Linked DNA regions of Homo sapiens: region 2 is linked to region 1. A link is an interaction called in ENCODE POLR2A ChIA-PET data of the cell type or tissue named here. Cell type or tissue: MCF 10A. All regions are shown on one strand. Links, peaks and the distances in the headings refer to the core of each region. The heading gives the core; the rest is flanking DNA.

The links. ChIA-PET counts read pairs that join two places held together with the same protein. Peaks named below come from ENCODE experiments on the same cell type or tissue, not always from the same donor. Only the 100,000 strongest peaks of a DNase experiment are listed, where the experiment ranks them.
Region 2: POLR2A ChIA-PET joins it to region 1 with 5 read pairs; 1 of 35 experiments calls an interaction of 5 or more read pairs at or near these places.

The regions. Positions count from the first base shown.
Region 1 is chr1:101,147,878-101,154,241 of GRCh38, reverse strand. It overlaps LOC101928334 (a long non-coding RNA gene), which reads right to left and starts at 3,627. Exons shown (of 4, transcript XR_426738.4): 1 at 3,334-3,627. In MCF 10A, for the core only: no CTCF peak of the experiment used is centred there; a DNase peak (open chromatin) is centred at 3,361.
Region 2 is chr1:100,581,638-100,588,001 of GRCh38, reverse strand. It overlaps the pseudogene RPL7AP17. Among named protein-coding and RNA genes, the nearest start is that of GPR88, 47 kb to the right of the region's middle. RefSeq lists a cis regulatory region at 4,850-4,863 and an enhancer at 4,785-4,929. In MCF 10A, for the core only: no CTCF peak of the experiment used is centred there; a DNase peak (open chromatin) is centred at 2,931.

The DNA.
Region 1 (6,364 bases), core at 1,024-5,023:
GAAAGAAAGGATGTATGCGTATGAATGGCCTCATCAATAAATATTAACTGAGCATTCAGAAGAGTCTTAGCACTGTACTAGTTAATTTGGAGCTACCTATATTTAATTACATCTGTTCTCCTACCATACCATTCCTTATGTCCCTGGCTTATTTCTTTATCACTGCCTTGATGTCACAGCTCCCTCTGACCCAAGTACAAATAAAGGTGAAAAAATTCACCAGAGTTTGAGTAGTAAGCATATAAAAGTTTCTTTTTCATTGAATAAGTCTCACTTTCGAGGAGTCCTTCAGATCCATGAAGTGCCTCATACTTAATACTTACTACATAATAATACTTACTACAGAGTCACACTCTCAGTGGGCACACAGCAAATGTCAACTGACTCAATGACCTTTTCCCAACCCTTTGTATCAAGAGAGTCAGTATTAAATGTCATCAAATCCTATTTCACAGTGAAAGTTGATTGAACATGCAGTTTAGAGGGGAATTTTTAACTTAACACGTAACTAAAATTACTTCAGCAGTTGCTGTGTAGCATTGATTTGAGGCAAACTTCTGATTAATAAATTGAAACCTTTCAAAATGAAATCTTAAGAAAGAAAAATAGAAAAAATACAATAAAGTTTTTGTTAAATATTTTGCTCTTTGTCTAATTTTTCACTATATAAATACTGCTAATAGATATTTTTATAAAAATAAAAATAAACCATTAATACCCCAAAGAAAGCTGCATACCTTGTTAAAATCTGTTTTGTCACTTTCCCTTAAGCTTTCTTATTGTAAGTATTTATTTTTATCTAGATTTATTTAGTGAACAGACTGAGTTATTTAAATTCTCTTCATCATTGTATCTCCAGTTGTGTCCATATTTATCCAATTCCCCATCTCCAGTGAAGGCTTGTCTGGGTTTAGTTCAGCCTGAAAGAGGCCAAGAAAGAAGACAGGAGTGTCTCTTGCCCCATACTATATAATGTGTGGAACAAGAGGGAAAGCATCAAAGGTTACCTGAAGAAAACACTGCTGAGGTAAGAACATCTCAGGGTCCAAATGCTCATCTAAACAAGGCGGACCTAGGTGGTCAATGAGATCCTTGCTCATTAACTGGGAAACCAAGTGGCTAGAGAATAAAATGCAGGTCCAAATGGCTGGGCCACATTTTTGCATGTGTCTTAGCATCATGTTCTATGAGCAGATCCGGTTTATGTAATGAGGAGATCAAGATTGGGACAGATCATGTTCAAACATCCTCAACATGGGGCTACTAACATTTGTGTAATATTTTAAAGTTTTACGTATAGCAACTCAATGGAACATTGAGTTAACCCTAAGAGGTTGCTATTAATAGTAATCCATATTTAACAGATGAGAATAGGGCAGAGGAATGTGATGCCATTGTAGGACAGCATCTGGGGCTTGGCTTCCACTCATCTAGTTACTGAGAAGCACCCATGGCTCTGTCTCAGGGCAGGATCCCCTCTCCAGTTAGAGGAGCCAGTCTGTGAATGTGTTGCTTGCTGACGACCTGCCGACTGGCACTACTCAGAGAAGAAGCAGTGAAACGAACTGCATTCAGGCTGAGAGGAGCATGGGGCCTGGGAGGTCTTGGTGAAAGTTTTAAGATCTGTTTCTCACTTAAGAGGTTCTAGAAGAAAGGCAGTAGGAAGTAGTAGCCAAGTGTGAGACTTCATGAAGTTGTGCACTGATAGATCTCCAAATTGTTATTATTTTAAGACAGAGTCTCACTCTGTCATCCAGGCTGGAGTGCAGTGGCACGATCTCGGCTCACTGCAACCTCTGCCTCCCAGGTTCAAGAGATTCTCCTGCCGCAGCCTCCCGAGTAGCTGGGACTACAGGCGCCCGCCACCACACTCAGCTAATTTTTTGTATTTTTAGTAGAGTCGGGGTTTCATCCTGTTAGCCAGGATGGTCTTGATCTCCTGACCTCGTGATCCACCCGCCTCGGCCTCCCAAAGTGCGGGGATTACAGGCGTGAGCCACCACGCCTGGCCTCCAGATTATTTTTTAATAAAAGATTGCTGAGTGACTTTGGATATATAGCTCAGAAGCAATTCAAAGAGTTTAAGTAAAATTTCATCTCCAAAATAAACACACAAAAAAAGCCTTTCTTCAGTGCCATCTACTTATGTATATGGTAAGACTTCTCAGGACATGCATGTATAACAATATAAAATACGGACTATATCAATGCTGAAATTATCTCGTTCCAGCAATAAGCAATAACTATTCAGCAATAAATACACACAAACCGATTGTCAGGCAAAACAAGCCCTAAAACAACAGAAAATAAAAGAAGCAGAATTTTAAAAAATTAAAAAGCCCAATTCCCTGCACATTTATCTCATTAACAGATGTATTTCTAGTAAAATTACATTTACTTCTTAGTAAACATTTACTTACATTAACTCTTTTTGTCAATGTTTAAAATCATTTGGATCAATTATATACTGCTAATAATTGTAATGTGAGCCCTCTAGAAGTTTGGGTGTTATGATTACAGGGAAGTAAATTTACACAAATTTTTATTTATATAAATATTTTTGTTGAAGTGAAACATAGGGTCATCAATTTGTTCAAGCATAAACATATATTGGAACAAAATTCCTTGGCAAAGTGGAATGGAAACATGAGTTTAAGGAAAAAAATGATGTAAATATCTATTAAAGAAAGCTTAATAATATGTATAATGTGTTTTTAAATGGATAGTAGGGGTATTGAATTGCCATAACATTTAGATTACATTAGTTATTACTTAAAAAGTGATGTAACAGTTATATTTTTAAGGAGAATATTTACAACACCAGGGAAATCACATCCTCTGTGACTATTTGAACGTATAAGAAAAGTTTTCAGCTGTTAACAATGTGCAAGGGGGACACACCATATTTTTCAAAATTCTATTAGGCTGTATGTGAGCAGGAAAAATTAAAGCCCGCTATGCTACAGGAACACATCACTAGCTCTAGTATTTTCACAAGAAATGCAGACATTTCTGAAAGTATCTCCAAAACCTACTGAAGAAAGCAGAAGACAATACCTTGAGAGCACAAAATCATGGCAATTCATCCCCAAAGCGAATATGACCAACCTAAAAATTCCTATCTCAGCTAAAATCTCCACAGTTTTCTGTTGGATTCTTCTGCTACTACATCTTAAAACCCACTGGTCAGCTCACCATACATATCATTCAAAAGATAAGAATGTGGGAAGTTGATGTAAAGTTATCACGCAGTGATAAGCCAGAGTATAACTTATATGACAAAGAAACACACATACATGCGATCACATAATCTTTGATCCCAACGTAACTCACCTGGCTGATATGTGGGATTGCATCACAGTTTCCCGGGAGTTGCTCTTAAATGACTAGTTAGAAAGTTATTTACCCTGATGGAATGGCATAGGCCTAAATAAAAAAGACTGACATTGTACACAGGAATGAGACTTCAAACAGGAAATGACAATCTCTCTGTGTGTCTTAATTTATCTTTGGGGAAAATTGACAAAGTTAAAATGGAATTAAATTTTAATGAAAATTCGTAGAGAAAAAGTATTAAAAACAACTTTGCCGGGGCTATTAGAACATGGAGTTCTGCTACAAAAATGCTCGGAAAAAGTTTTACAATTTAAACACATTGGAACTCCCCAGTGTAAAACACTCTAAGCTAAATTATGGGAAAAGTCAATGTTGTATCAGCACCAAACAATCACCCTGCATAAGAATGAAAAGAAGGAAATGTTGTTCTGAATAGCTTGCCAAGGCTAAAGAAAAGTAGAACAGTTGTCGCAGACGAAGTGGTTGTGAGTAATAGCCCAAAAGGATGTATTCTAATTTGTGTTTGCCACTTAAATTATGAAATAGGTCATTATCTTCAAACTTAAGGTAAATAGCACTGGATTAGAGAAAAATAGAGACAGGAAGAGAGGGAAAAAGGAAAAAGGGCATAACAGGTAATTGTGATAAATGCATATTAATTTTTAGGCTTTTCTCAGTCAATAGATCTTATAATCCATTGTGGGTACACAAATGCTATGTTTTTTCTTTCCAATATTTGATGTGAGATAAAAATTAGATTAAGTGTAAAAACTAGATCTGGGCACCCCTATAGTAAGAATATTGAATTGTATCTCTTATGTAGCATTCCGTAACCCACTTTAATATTTGCTTTAACAACTTGACTACTCTCATATTTGTCATCAATTGGGTACCCAGTGCAAGAATTTTTAAGCAAAATTACTTGATAGTTTAGTATAAAAGCAGTGGTCTCCAACCTTTCTAAGCATAATATTTTTAAGCTTATTATTTTGGAAAATAAAAAAAAAAATCCTAAGTTAGAGACTGTTTAACAAACCTCCATGTATCCATCACCCAGCTTTAACAATTATCATCTCATGACCCACCTTATTTTATCTGTGCTTTACTTACTCATCCCACTTCAGATTATTCTGAAGCAAATCTAAGATATGAGATGATTTATTTTTGTTCTTAATAGAAAATATTTGAGGGCCCTTCCATATCACATTACGATGGTTGCATTTTTAATACCACTCAGTTAAAACTCCACATGAACATGAGGATTATTGCTCCCTCCTCCTTTCTTTACTACAACTCTGTGCCGCCTTCCCCATCTCAAAGGTATGTAGCCCATGAGTGGGGAATCCCTGGCACAATGAAAGTAGCTGCTAGCATCACTCACATTTGTGCTTGTTTAATAGCACATAAACATAAACTCACAACACAAACACTGCTTCTACTGCTTTATTTCTCAGGAATATATTTGTCATTACAGGTTTACAAGCAGAGTAGAAAATATAGCATTAGAATTCTCAACAGAACTTTTTCTCTTTATCCACCAGACTGATGTTTCTCTGCTAAAAATAAGTAACACAGGCTACTACTTTCTAAAAGTTGTTGCTCTCCAACATGTGTTTAGACAGCTTTATGACGTTGACATTTTTACCTGTGGAAAAAAAATCCAACTCCTGTGAGCTAGAAATCTTTGCACAATACAGCTTGAGAGCTGGCCTGCTTGTTGGCAGTCTCCCCGAGGAGCTAAGGAACAAATGAGCAAAGACTGTGTTCACACACTTGGAAATGACACAGGCCTGAGAAAGCTCCTTGTCTCACTACACCATGTGCACTTCCTTTAGATGAAAAACGAATATTCAGTGTTATTAAACCAGGACTTCAGTTACATATAGAATTCACTTTTGTATGAGAAAAGCAACAAAAAAAAGACCTGTTTTTTTTCCATATGAAACAGATAGTTTCTTTTGTTTTCTTGGTAAGGGGCACTAAACAAAATTCTTTCTTGATTTCTGCTCAGTGCACACATACAGCACTGATTAATGCTAATGGGATTCAGACATTTTAAAAAGCGTGCACTCAATCTCAGGATTATAAATATCATCCAGAAAGTTTGTGATTGGAATTTATTGGCATGCATCTAATCTAGATCAATTTTAAGCCCTTAAACTTTTATGTTTAAATGAACAGAATTATCTCCATTAAATCATATTCAGTACTGCTTGTGGCTATATAAAGAGAAAAATTATAGTAGTGCTATGTTTGTACTTTATTAGAGAAAAAGCAATCTTCTCTAAATGAAATTATTCTTTTTCTAGTTTCATGGAATATCTTATTTTTTAATTTTAAATTTCCGAAACAAGATGTCATCATTTGAAGATTCCAGTTTGGGCTTTATTTTTCTAAACATGTCCATTATGGGGCTGAGTAAACAGAATACATAAGATAATGAAATCTTTCTTACATAATACAATGTTTTTCTAAACCACATTTCAAACATGAAATTAGACAATCTAGTTTTCCACCAGGGAAATTATTATCTGCTTTATATGTACCGTATTAATTAGATTAGGCCCAAATCCTAGTAGTTTGCATAATTATATTTAATTTGCCAGAAGGGGTCAAATTGTAGCATTGGATCTTAACTAAGAGATAATGCTGTTTAGTCAGAAAAAGTATATCACATTCTAGAAATACTCAAAAGTATTTGTAATGTTAGAATAATAAAATGTAGTGTTGTTCTCTTCAGAGGCCCAACTGTTTATATTTGAATAGTAAAAACCCCAGAAATGCACCTGGCTTAATATTTATAATCATGAAATATGGTTAAACGTTAGTTAGAAGCTCATTTATTTCATCTCCTTCCAATTTAGTGTCATTTCCTTAAATCTATTTTCTGATCATTTAGCCAATCTGTCATTAAGATATAAAATTTCAGACACTAAACTTTTGCCATTACTTCTTTCTCAGTATAATTCCTTCTCCTGGAGTTGATATGCTTTCTCTCTATTAAGTTACTTTTTTGACTCCTTATCTC
Region 2 (6,364 bases), core at 876-4,875, 570 kb after region 1:
TGGGAATTATGGAAGCTACATTTCTAGATGAGATTTGGGTGGGGACACAGCCAAACCATATCAATTATGCAGCAGATATAGCCGGTGAGGAAAAGAGAGGAATGAAAGATGGCTCTTAATAACAAACCAGGTGGGTGGCACTGACATTTATTAAGCTAAGGAAGACTGGTAGAGACGAGAAATTAGTTGTAAGAGTAAAAAAAATAAAGAGTTTTGACTTAGCTGTTTTAACTTGGACATGTCAAGTAAACTTTTAGGTAAGTCTGGAGCTCAGAGGGATGGATATAAAAATTTGGAAGACATCTGCATAAAGAAGGTGTTTAAAGCCTTGATAATAGACAAGGCAACCTAGGGGGAGAGTTTAGAGAAAGAAATAAAGAGGGCCTGAGAATAATCCCTTAGGAACAGCAATATTTAAAGCTGTTTAGAGAAGAACAAAGAGATATGAGATGCTTTGGACAGTGAAATGGAGGGAGCAGGAAAGGATGATGACAGAAAATCCAAGACAGGAGAGGGCTTCTTAAAAAAGGCAGTTGTCACCCTGTCCTCCAACTGCCTAAGGTGCTGAAAGGAAAGGAGGCCAAGGGGAAGAAAGTGGCACCCACCCCTGCTGTCATGAAGAAGCAGGAGGCCAAGAAGGTGGGAAGTCCCTGTTTGAGAAAAGGCCTAAGAATTTTGGCACTGGACAGGATATCCCGCACGAAAGGGACCTCACCTGCTTTGTCAAATGGCCCCGCTACATGCAGTTGCGGCGGCAAAGGGCTATCCTCCATGAGCGGCCGAAAGTTCCTCCTGCCATTAACCAGCTCACTCAGGCCTTGGACTGCCAGTTACTCAACTGCTTAAGCTGGCCCACAAGTGCAATCCAGAGACAAAGCAAGGGAAGAAGCAGAGACTGTTGGCCTGGGCTGAGAAGAGAGCTGACAGCAAAGGGGCTCTCCCCATTAAGAGACCACCTGTCCTTCAAGCAATTTCAATACTATCACCACCGTGGTAGAGAACAAGAAGTCTCAACTGGTGGTGACTGAACACGATGAGGATCCCATCAAGCTGGTTGTCTTTCTGCCTGCCCTGTGTTGTAAAATATGGGTCCCTTACTGCCTTATCAAGGGGAAGGCAAGACTGGGACGTCTAGTCCACAGGAAGACCTGCACCACTGTCGCCTTCACACAGTTTAACTGGGAAGACAGAGGAGTTTTGATGAAGCTGATGGAAGCTATCAGGACCAATGACAATGACAGATATGATGAGATCTGCCACCACTGGGAAAGCAATGTCCTGGGTCCTAAATCTGTGGCTTACATTGCCAAGCAGGAAAAGGCAAAAGCTGAAACACTTGCTACTAAACTTGGTTAACCATACACTGTTGAGTTTTCTGTACAGAAAAATAAGAATAATTCTCCCAGGCAACATAATGAGATCCATCTCTATAAAACAAATAAATTAGCCAGGCATGGTGGTGTGTGCCTGTAGCCCCAGCTACTCTGGAGGCTGAGGTAGGAGAATCACTTGAGCCTGGGAGGTCAAGGCTGCAGTGAGCCATGATCAAGCCACTGCACTCCAGCCTGGGCAACATTAAATAAATAAATAAATAAGTAAATATAATTTTAAAAAAAATAAAAATTTGCCTTCAAAAACAGGGAGGTTGTCAACATGTCATATGCTGCTGAGAAGTCTAACAGGGTAAATTAAATCACCTATATCACTTGACTCCAGTGTCTCCACAAAGCTCTCATCCCTTAAGACACTTCCACTCAGCTCCCAGATGTATAAAAGTCCATATTTAGACCTCCATCCTTTTTTTATTACATTCAATGTCTCATGAGTGAAATATCAAATTGAGTCACTTCTAGCCCCTAGAGGGAATACATTTCAGATCATGTCTGGATATTGGAGATTTGATAAAGAAAAAGAGAGACAGAGAGGGAGAGAGAGATGAGTATGGGCTAGTGACAGTACTGTTAAAGTTGGAATGAGAGAAAGGCAGAAACAAGGAGCATGGAAGATATCAAAAGGCAACCGCAGCTATTTTACACATTTGTCTGGGGCCTGCTCACTCCACTGAGTCATTCCTGTTTCATGCTGGTATTCTGGCTGACATTTGGTTTGATACATGAGTATAAAATCTCCCTTATCCCCTTCAGGGGATGCTCTCTTTCTACCTGATACACCATTGGTAATGAAGTTCTTGATGAACCCTCTTCACAGTCTTTATTACATCTAGGATATTATATATCCTAATCTACTTGAGGTAGGATTAATGACATAATAAGGAACAAAACTTTTATTAATATATAAACACTATATGATGCTATCATTTGATTGATGGAGACATAGAGACTGAGAAAGATGTCCCAGGTGACTTGTATCTTCAGACCCACCCACAACCCAAACTAGACCAATCCACAGCCTTCAGAAGAGTGAGTTTGCCAGAAGGAGACTCTATTCCTAGTGGATACCAGATAGAGGTGGATTCCAGCTGCACACATGGACCTGAACCATTGGTGTTTAAATTCTCTAAATTCCTCTTTGATCTTTCACGGGTCTTGAGGGAAGAGTTAAGATTAAAACTGGTTCACCTTTAGTGTCAAAAATTTCCACAGTAAATGGGTTCCAACCACTTGATTGGGGTAAGGGGGCAAAAAATGCCATTTGTCAAAGTACTTAATTTTTTAGAAACCCTATTTTCATGTGTCTTTGTAGGAACAAAACAAAGGCAGCTAGTATCCTCTTTATGACTCATAGTTAGGAAAACATTGATGTTATGTAACAAGTGTTTCTTAACAATAGAAAATTCTCCTAAAATGAATGAACAAACTAACAAATTAATGAATGAAGGAAGAAGTTACACCACATATTGGCTTCTTATAGGAGTCACTTCCAATGACTGTGACTCTCTCTAGACTCAGAACAGGGTATAAGATTGGGACAGACAGGACAGGAATGCAGGAAAAGCTACAAGAGGTATAAACAAAGAGACCTTGGCCTCTGGGTAATGGGGGTGACTGTGCTCTGGACATTTGTCCTTGTGGAGTCTTTTAGGCAACCACAGCCAACTGTTCTCAAATCCCTTACCAGAGGATAAAATTTCCCTGACTGTGCAAAAATGAAGCAGCTGATAGCCTCCCTAAGGATGTATTTTTGAAAGGCAAGCATTTCGCCTCTTCAGAGCAACCCCCTTCAGAGAAGGTTAGCATTCCTGGAGAAGCTCCAGATTGCCCAGAAACTCTGTGTCCCTGGAGTCTGAACAGAGCAACAATATGGAGACAATTCAACAAGATTTCTTTAAAAAAAAAAAAAAAGCCTTTCATTTGATGCCTAGATGACTACAAAGAGGAAGGTAGCTGAGACACGTGAGGACAGTCGCTATTCCTAGAGCCTTGGAACTGCAGGAAGTCAATGGCAGAGCCAGAATTGGGATTTGGCTTTCAGGTGACTGTACCAAGCAGAAGTCCTCTCCATTTTTGTAATTAATCAGTGGCATTTCTATATAAGCCCTACATTGCTCCTAAATTGCCCTCATGGTACAATACATCTAATTGTTTGATGGATCTGCCTCATGGAAATACTGCTTTGAAAAGATCACATAGCCAAAAGTGAGAATAAATTGTCCTGCTTCAGGACTTTCTTCATGTTCTTCCCTCACCTGCAAAAGAAAGAACCCTCTTCCATCTCCACCTATGAACAGTGGTCATTTTGTCTAGAATTATCTTTTGTCCCTAATACTTTGAAGCAATGTGGGATAGGGAAAAAGAGTTAAGAAGTCAGATAACTGGTTTAGAGCCCCAACTCTACCATTTACTAATTACTTGATCTCAGATAAGTTCCTTAACTTAGCCTCGATTTCCTAACATGTAAAATGAATCTAAGAATGTGTACTACACAGAATTGCTGTGAGTATTGCATAAGATCATACACGCATGCTCTTCATCACGCTGTCGGCACTTGAGAAGCACTGTTAGTGCTGCTTCCATTCTGTTCCCAACACCACGATGAATCCAACCAGAAATGACTTTACATTTCCTACCCGTTCCCAGAGTGCTTCTTATTTACCAGTTTATAGAACCCTTATCTAATCTTGTCTCAGCCTCTCTACTACTCTAAAAACTCCTTGAGGGCATCAAATGTATAATGTACAATTTCATCATTTCCCTACTGCCCAGCATGCACATTCACATGAAAAGGGCTCAGTGAACATTTATTAAATAAATCTTTCTCTTTTATCGGGACAAATCAGTAGGTAGACCTTCCTCATATCATTCTTACTTCCTTTCCACCTGTCAGTCTTTACCTAGAGAAAGGAATAAAGAAGTCAGCCAATAAATGAGATGGAGAGAGGAAGGCACTAGCACTTATGGCATGCCTACTATGTGTCAGGGTTTTTACAGTCAGATCTTATTTATTTCTCACATCAAGGCTCCTTTAGCCCCGATTTACAGAAAGGAAACTGACTAAGAAATATAAATAATTTGCCCAGGCTTTCACAAATTATAATAGCCTTTTAATTACCTTAATTGAAATGGGCTCTGTGAAAAATGAAAAGAAATTGAGGGAGAGACACCAGGTTGGTTCCAGAGTCCCTAGCAATCATTAGTTCTTACCAGCTCTCTATTTTGCCAGACACTATCTACAAGTGACAATAATAACTGATTATCTGCTAGCAAGTTGGCCAATTTATAAACTGTCAATTTTTCTCCTTTAAAAAAAAAAAGCCCCAAAAAAGCAGCTTCCCAGAACCCACAATCCCCCTCTCTTTGCTCAAGTTCAAAATCCCATGGTTACCTTTTGTCTCATTCCAAAGTGCAAGGCCCTTTGCCCAGTTGAGAGATAGAGATGTTATTTTTAAGGCTGAACTTTGCACTCTCAGCAGTCCTGCCTTAGAATCAAGAACAGTCTGTTCAGAAGCCCCTGGGGCTTCACAATCCAAACAAACGTGAGGCTCAGGTTCACCTCCCCCATCTCAGAGGAAAGGGTCCAGAGAAGCACAGAAATGAAGCAGTCCTTCCCCAACACGAAAACTTCAGATTTCCCTCCAATGTTTCTTTATTTCCAATTTTTTACTTACTTAATAAGAAAACCTTATTTAGGTCCTAATGGTCTTTGGCATCCTCCTAAACAGAGGCAAGCACAGATTGTATGTGACATGAGGCAACTGTAGTAGCCTGGGCCCAGGGATCAGTGGGGTGAGGTAAGAGAAGGAGCCCAGTATCAGGGAGTAAGTGCCCAAGATTATTTTGAAATAAAAATCTAGAATCCACACACCTAGATATGGAGATTCTCTCAGGTTATATAGTCATGATGTCTAGGGTTTTTTTACACGGAGTCGAAGCCAAGTGGTTGATGTAGAAGCTGGCTCAAGTTGTGGAGTACTTACTACCCCTTCCATTCTCTTCTGTGGCCTGAACTTGTGGCTGGTTCCCAGCCCCTCACAGCCTCACAATCTTGGCTTGTCTCCTCAGAACCTCTCTGCTCCTCTCCTCCCTTTTCCATTTGGGGATTTCATTCAACACCACATTTATATTTTATCTCATAACATTTTCTTTCTCTCATAAAAAAAATGTTTATTTGAGGGTTCTGCTTCACTTCACCATTTGTTTCTACCTGTGAACCACATGAAATTCACCCTACATCCTTATATTTTCATGATTTTGTATGCCTATTTGAATTTCAAATTGCAAAATTTGATTTTACAAACACAAGATTTTACATCTTGGTTCCCAGTCCATGGGAAATCTGTCCCAAATCTCAACTATGTTTTTGGGAAACTGGGCCATGTTTCTATAGATCACTCTGAATTTAACCTCTGGACCAATAGGCAGGGTTTAGAGATCAGAAAATAGAAAAACAGAAAAATAGAAAAATAGCTCTAGCTTGATACACCTGGGGGAGCCTACCGAGTCCATCAAGATGAGGAGAGGCCACTGCACTTCCATTTCTATTGTTGAAATGAGTTTTATAATTGCATGAAGGAAGCCACACCATGGTTAAGTTCAGTGTAAGTTAATTAGTGGATAATAAATCCATAACAGGGTATTTTTTTAAAAAACCCAGAAGTATCCTGAATCATTATGTTCAGTGGCCAAAAGCAATTTCACCAACATATCCCTTGCTACTGCTAAAAAAGACCACTTTTCATAGAAGAATATAAGGCTAAAGAGATAAATGTGGCATCACTTATTTCATATGAGATGAAATGGTCCAAGGAAGAGACCAATCTATCTCCACAGAAGTGACCAGAGTCACTGAGAAACATTAGGGCTTTTTGCAAGAGACAGTAAAGAGGACACATTCTAAAATACTTTTTCTTTCTCTCTTTGTAAAAGATGAATGATATTTTTAACAAGTATTTGGGACCCAGGAATTA